2 separate regions of the Homo sapiens genome follow, and region 2 is linked to region 1. Evidence: read pairs that join two places in POLR2A ChIA-PET (ENCODE). Cell type or tissue: A673. All regions are shown on one strand. Each heading gives the region's core, and the rest is flanking DNA. Links, peaks and the distances in the headings are about the cores only.

Evidence for each region. Peaks named below come from ENCODE experiments on the same cell type or tissue, not always from the same donor. Only the 100,000 strongest peaks of a DNase experiment are listed, where the experiment ranks them.
Region 2: POLR2A ChIA-PET joins it to region 1 with 11 read pairs; 2 of 35 experiments call an interaction of 5 or more read pairs at or near these places.

Annotation. Positions count from the first base shown.
Region 1 is chr13:45,783,690-45,786,600 of GRCh38, reverse strand. It overlaps SIAH3 (siah E3 ubiquitin protein ligase family member 3), which reads left to right. Exons shown (of 2, transcript NM_198849.3): 2 at 2,544-2,911. Among named protein-coding and RNA genes, the nearest start is that of SIAH3, 67 kb to the left of the region's middle. RefSeq lists an enhancer at 2,451-2,911. In A673, for the core only: no CTCF peak of the experiment used is centred there; no DNase peak of the experiment used is centred there.
Region 2 is chr13:45,850,570-45,853,480 of GRCh38, reverse strand. SIAH3 (siah E3 ubiquitin protein ligase family member 3) reads left to right here and starts at 1,728. Exons shown (of 2, transcript NM_198849.3): 1 at 1,728-1,986. The coding sequence starts at 1,852. RefSeq lists an enhancer at 2,619-2,911. In A673, for the core only: no CTCF peak of the experiment used is centred there; DNase peaks (open chromatin) are centred at 1,700 and 2,600; H3K4me3 peaks cover 1,566 bases; H3K27ac peaks cover 1,100 bases.

The sequences.
Region 1 (2,911 bases), core at 242-2,741:
GATCTCCTAACATGCCCTTGAGATAAATATTTTGCCAATGAGAGAACTGACTGAACACGTAAACAGTGAAACAGATTAGAGTCTTTCGACCTCCAGCCTGTGAACTTCCTAGTCTATGATCTGTCACCATTAACTGATCTGGGCCCCATTCCCAGCTGCAGCCCTTAGGAGCTGTGTGACTTTGGCAAGTGACTCAATCTCTCTGTGTCTCTGTTTCTTCATTTATAAGACAAACATAAAATGTTTCTCTCCTGATTGTTGTAAAGACTGGTAGAGAGGGGCCTTCTCAGAGACTGGAAGAGGGACACCATTTGGGTTTTTCATGAGAGCCCAAGACTGGGTCCTCTTGAGTATAGGAGAAGAAGTTGCCTGCCTACCGGCCCTGCAGACAGTGGGAAGGTCCATGGGAGGGTCCTGACCCTGGCTGATGGAAGGTGTGGGCCCTGGGCTTCCTGCATGATCCCAGGAGAGGGGAGAAACCCCCCCGACCAAATCACTAAATGGTCCATGCCACCAGCAGGCAGGTGGGGACAAAGCCAGATTTTTATTTTTTAATAAGGAAATTGATCTTTTCTGTGAAAAATTAAATGAAATAATTATTTTAAAAATACCTCCTTTCCATAGCAGCTGACACTTAGTAGATGCTACATACTAGTTAGTTTCCTTCCCCATACTTAACACTGAGGGATAAGTCAGACTCATCACTAGCAGGATTTTGGAACACAGCTTGTTCCTTCATAGCTGAAGACACACTGTTCACCTTGGGGAAGGGGAACCAGGTGGGGTTGCAGGATGGAGGACAGCAGACTGCCCAGCAGCTACCATCCAGGGGCAGGACAGGCGCTACTGGAAGAGCCCCTGTAGATCACACTTCTGGGGGAAGAATGAGGAAACCAGCAGATGGAACTAACAACTGGAGAGGAGAGCTGATCTGGCCCCTACCTCCTCCAGGTCACCTCCATCACTCGGGTGACAATCCCAGTGCACCATGTGTGCACATGTATGTGTCATGAGCGTGTGTGTATGCATGCATGTGTATTGCGTGCATGACTGTGCATGTATGTACATGTATGTGTGTCCTGAATGCCCTAAAGAAAGGAAGCTAGCTGGCTCACTATTAGCCACAGGAAGTCAGGGGAGATAGATAGAAACTCTGGCAGCAACAGTGGCTGGTGACCTTCACCCCTGCCCTCTGTACTTTGGGAATGAACTGAAGCAGGGTGAGGAGGCAAGTGCCCAAAGGCATCTGAAGTCCAGAAAGCATTTGGAGAGCTAGGGCAGAAGGGACACTCCCTACCTGAGGACAGCCTAGGAAATGGCTGCAAGGTGAGCGACTCATGCCTGGAGCGCACTGCAGAGCTGCCACCTCCCCTGTGTGACCTAGACCATGCAGGCTAATTACGGAAAAGAAGGAGTCAGGAAACGGAGGAGGGAGCTGAAGGCAGGAATCACTGGATGGGGGTGTGCTCTTGTGTTCAGAGTCAGGGGGCGTGAAGATGAATCCCAGTCTTTCACTTACCAGTTTTGCAGGCTCCATCACGTTATTACTGAAGCCTGTTTCTTCAACTGAAAAATATGAATCACAGTCTTCATGACACATGGAGGACCTTTGTCAAAACTGTAATTAATTATAAGTGTAGTAATGTCTGTGCCACCCACACCAAAAGACACAGTATCTATTGTGCTCACAGCTGTATCCCTGCAAGGCCCTGGCCACAGCAGATGCTCAATAAATGTTCACAGACACCTGATCAGAAGGCATCCTCACAGCTCTTGGTGTTTTGGGGGGCACTTGTGGGCACGCCACCATGAGGAACAGATGATGGGGAGATTCTCCAGGTGGAGGCTGCCTGGTGATGAGGCTCTGGGAAGCTGCCCTGGGGCAGAGAGCTAGAAATAGGGTAGATGTGTGCCTGGTGCGGCAAAGTCTCAGGAGTCACAGCGGGGACTCTCTCCTTAGGGACTGTAGTCCCAGTGCACACGATCAGCTCTGCATCCCACCAGATGCCTTAGGACGCAGGAGAAGGGCGCCCAAGACAGGACAATCCCTGACTACACTGGAAGGACAAATGGGCATTATGTAAATTTTGTTCTAAAATTAATAACTATGACAAAATAGAAAAAAAAAATCTATTGACCTCCATTGCCTGCACAAAATTATCAACAATATCAAAAAAGCAAAAAAAAAAAAAAAAAAAAAAACAGCTGTCTTTGTTCTTTGTGATTGATGACCATCCTACTGCATGTTACTTGACGAGGAAATTGCCTATTTGCTTGTGTATCTTATTAAAGAACCACAAAGGCACAAATACTGCATTTTCTTGGACTGACTTTTCAGAATCTCAACACCCCCCACCCCAAGGCGCCCACTCTGTCCTTTGTGGTTTTGTTTGTTTGTTTGTTTGTTTGTTTGTTGTTTAAGAAATGAACCTTTCTCAGCCTGCACTGGAGGATCTGCTTTTTAACACTTTGAACATCAGGGGAGTGGCGGCCTGGGAGAGTGGGCCTCATCCCCGCACTGACGTTCTTCTCTTTCCTTACAGTATGTGTCCAGTCGGCGCGCCGTCACTCAGAGCGCTCCAGAGCAAGGCAGCTTCCACCCTCACCATCTCTCCCACCACCACTGCCACCACCGCCACCACCACCACCTCCGCCACCACGCCCACCCCCACCACCTTCACCACCAGGAGGCGGGGCTGCACGCCAACCCGGTGACGCCCTGCCTGTGCATGTGTCCCTTGTTCTCCTGCCAGTGGGAAGGCCGCCTGGAGGTGGTGGTGCCCCACCTGCGGCAGATCCATAGGGTTGACATCCTCCAGGGAGCCGAGATCGTCTTCCTGGCCACGGACATGCACCTCCCCGCGCCGGCTGATTGGATCATCATGCACTCCTGCCTTGGCCACCACTTTCT
Region 2 (2,911 bases), core at 283-2,782, 67 kb before region 1:
TGAACTGCTGAAAGCTTATTTTCTGGACAATTCAAACTTTAGAAAGCAGATTCTGGTTTTGTGGGCCAGCAACCTTTATTATATGCCATGTAACAAGTGGCTCCAGGGACTCAGGTCCTATAAAAATATCACATTGATGAGGTTCTAATCAGTTCAAATGTTGTCATCTTCTAGTTTGGTGCCAGTGTCGTTATTTTAAAAGTGCAAAGTTTCCATGTTTAATTGGTGTTCAGCTTGTCTCTTAAAACATTGGTTTGGTTTTAAATGCAAGTTAAAATGAACAGCCTGGGCTCTGTCCTGGCATCAATAAACTTGTGCATTATTTTTATCCCGTATGTTATTCTGTTGTTAGTTTAACTGCCTGACCAGGTCACAGACCTAGGTGTTCCACGTGTGCATATGTTTTGCATACATTACAACCCAAGCATTGTAGCCAGAGCAGAACAAGAGCCATGAGGGAGGGGGCTCACACTCACAGGGTACAATTCACAGTGGGGGCTGATCCTGCTCCAGGCAGCACTGGATCTGGCCTGACTTCTCAAGAGAGAAACAACCAGGGAAGAGGGAAAACACAATACACTGAACTCCCCTGCTTTAGCTGCAAAGACTAAACCATCAGAGCTAGTCCCGAAAAACCCAAAACCCTTCAAGTACTGCTTAGGAATCTTTCTTCAAGAACCAGCGGCCTCCCGCCCACCCACCAGCCCTGTTCTGGGGAGCAAGGACAGGTTTGCAGTCTGAGGACTGGAATGCCCTCTGCCTGTGCCAGCACAGAAATGTGCTGCTAGCATTTGCAGAAACAAGTAAATGATGTGGTATGTGCATCCTTAATCTCTATTTTAATGTCTCCAGCAATCTAGTGGTTAATTAGCAATTTGCTGCCCACCAATATGCAAATGAATGACAAGCAAAGGTTCTCTGCATCTGTAATTATTTTGCTGATTTACAAGCCTCTTTCCTCTCAGTGTAGGTTTTTCTGTGTGTGTGCATTCATGCATCAGGGATTTCATTATTTTTTGAAGCATACTCTGTGCATTTTTATCCTTTAATACTTTCAGACTTCAGTAATCACAGTATTTTGAAAAAAAGAAAATATATATATATGTATAGTAATATATATGTATGTGCTTCCCTCCACCCCTCAACTCCAAATGAATTTGTCAGGGATTCTTTTCTTTGATAAAGAGTGGAGAGTAAGATTTATCAAGGGGCTGTAATCCAAATTGCAGAAAGTCAGAACGCAAGATTGAAAGATACACATTTTTGCTGCTGCCAAGTCCTTATCTGGATTCAGAGTCTAGTAATATTTTATTTTCTCCCAAGCAGCTCTGGTGAGTCGAGCCATGATCTGCGTTATCCATCTGCCTACTTTGGAGCGGGGTGTTGTACTATTTGGCGGCTTAAACGCTTTACGTTCTTGCCAGGGCATTAAGAAAGGCTCTCATGTTAAATTAAGTCAATTAATAAATGGAGACACATTAAGCAATCAATTTTGTCAGCCTATCTCCCCAGCATTAGGTATGGTTGGCTGTAATCACAAGATAAATGCAATGTGCTGATCTATGGTAATGTTCAATAATACATTCTCCGCCAGGCTCAATTCATCAGGGAGTTTCGGTAGGGAAGGCATTTGTTATTGGCTGTCTCTGCACCTCAAGGATAACATTTCTGTCCTTTTGATTGGCCGCCTCACTGCTGCAAGATTCTAACCGTCTTATTTTGATGATGAATATGAAGGCGCGCTAAGCCGGGCTGGAGCGGAGTGTCTCAGAGGCTGCGCTCCTTCCAGGGCCCAAGGACTCACAGCTTCCTCCGCTGCCTTCCCGGACCAACAACCCCCCAAAAGTTGTGATGCTTTTCTTTACCCAGTGCTTTGGGGCTGTATTAGATCTCATTCATCTCCGGTTTCAGCACTACAAGGCTAAACGGGTTTTCTCCGCTGCCGGGCAACTTGTCTGTGTCGTCAACCCCACACACAACCTAAAGGTGAGTCTCTGTGTCATTTTACCTTCACCGGGCTCAGGTTCAAGTCCTTTCTCGGAGGCGGCAGCGACCCTCCGGCGAACGTGTGCAGCCCTTTGCAAACCCGGGTCTCGGGGGCTGGGACGGTGTCTGGAACCCGGCGTGTTTGCCTCGGCTCACTCTCGCTCTCTAGGTGATTGGGTGCTGTTAGTGACCGAGTGTTGTTTCCCCAGCTGGCAGGAAAAGCTGGATTGATGGTCTGATGTCTTTCCCCGACGCTGTCAACCTGAGAGTGGCGTGGGGGGCAGAAGTGAGGGTGGTGGAGGGAACAGGGGGGCGTCCCCATCACTCCCCCTACTATTTGTGGGCAAGTGCTCAGGAGACAGGATTTGAAGTTAGCCAAATTCTCTCTGTCCCATGTGTTGGGAGAGGTGGTCAAACACGAGGATTTTAGAAGCTACTGGGGGGTGAGGAATCCTGAAACAGGGACTTGGACGTCGGTGGGGTGGGGGGAGGGTTCTTTCTGCAAAGTGTTTGTCCTTGTCCTCAGACTCGTGTGTGTGTGTGTGTGTGTGTGTGTGTGTGTGTGTGTGTGTGTGGTGTCGGGAGGATTTTGGCTTATTTCCTTCCTGCTGGTTAGATGCGCTCTGTGTACTGGAGCAGGATTTGCCTGGCTTGTGTAATAATGACACCAGCTTCTAGCTGCTGCCGCCGCTGCCTGGAGCACCCTAGGCAGCTGGGTGCTGGGTTGCTCGCGGCTGCCTAGCTGCCCCGGGGCCTCTGCATTTGTACCCTCAGGTCAGTGCCCTTTTAGAGACCAGACAAAATATGGGGTCCGGCAGAGCCGCTTAACATCACAGCCAAGACTGACTGGGAAAGGAATGATGGGCCACTGGTTAGGGGTAGTAGGGAGGAGGGGAAGTCAGGGAGGTGGGGGCTGGGGAGAGGG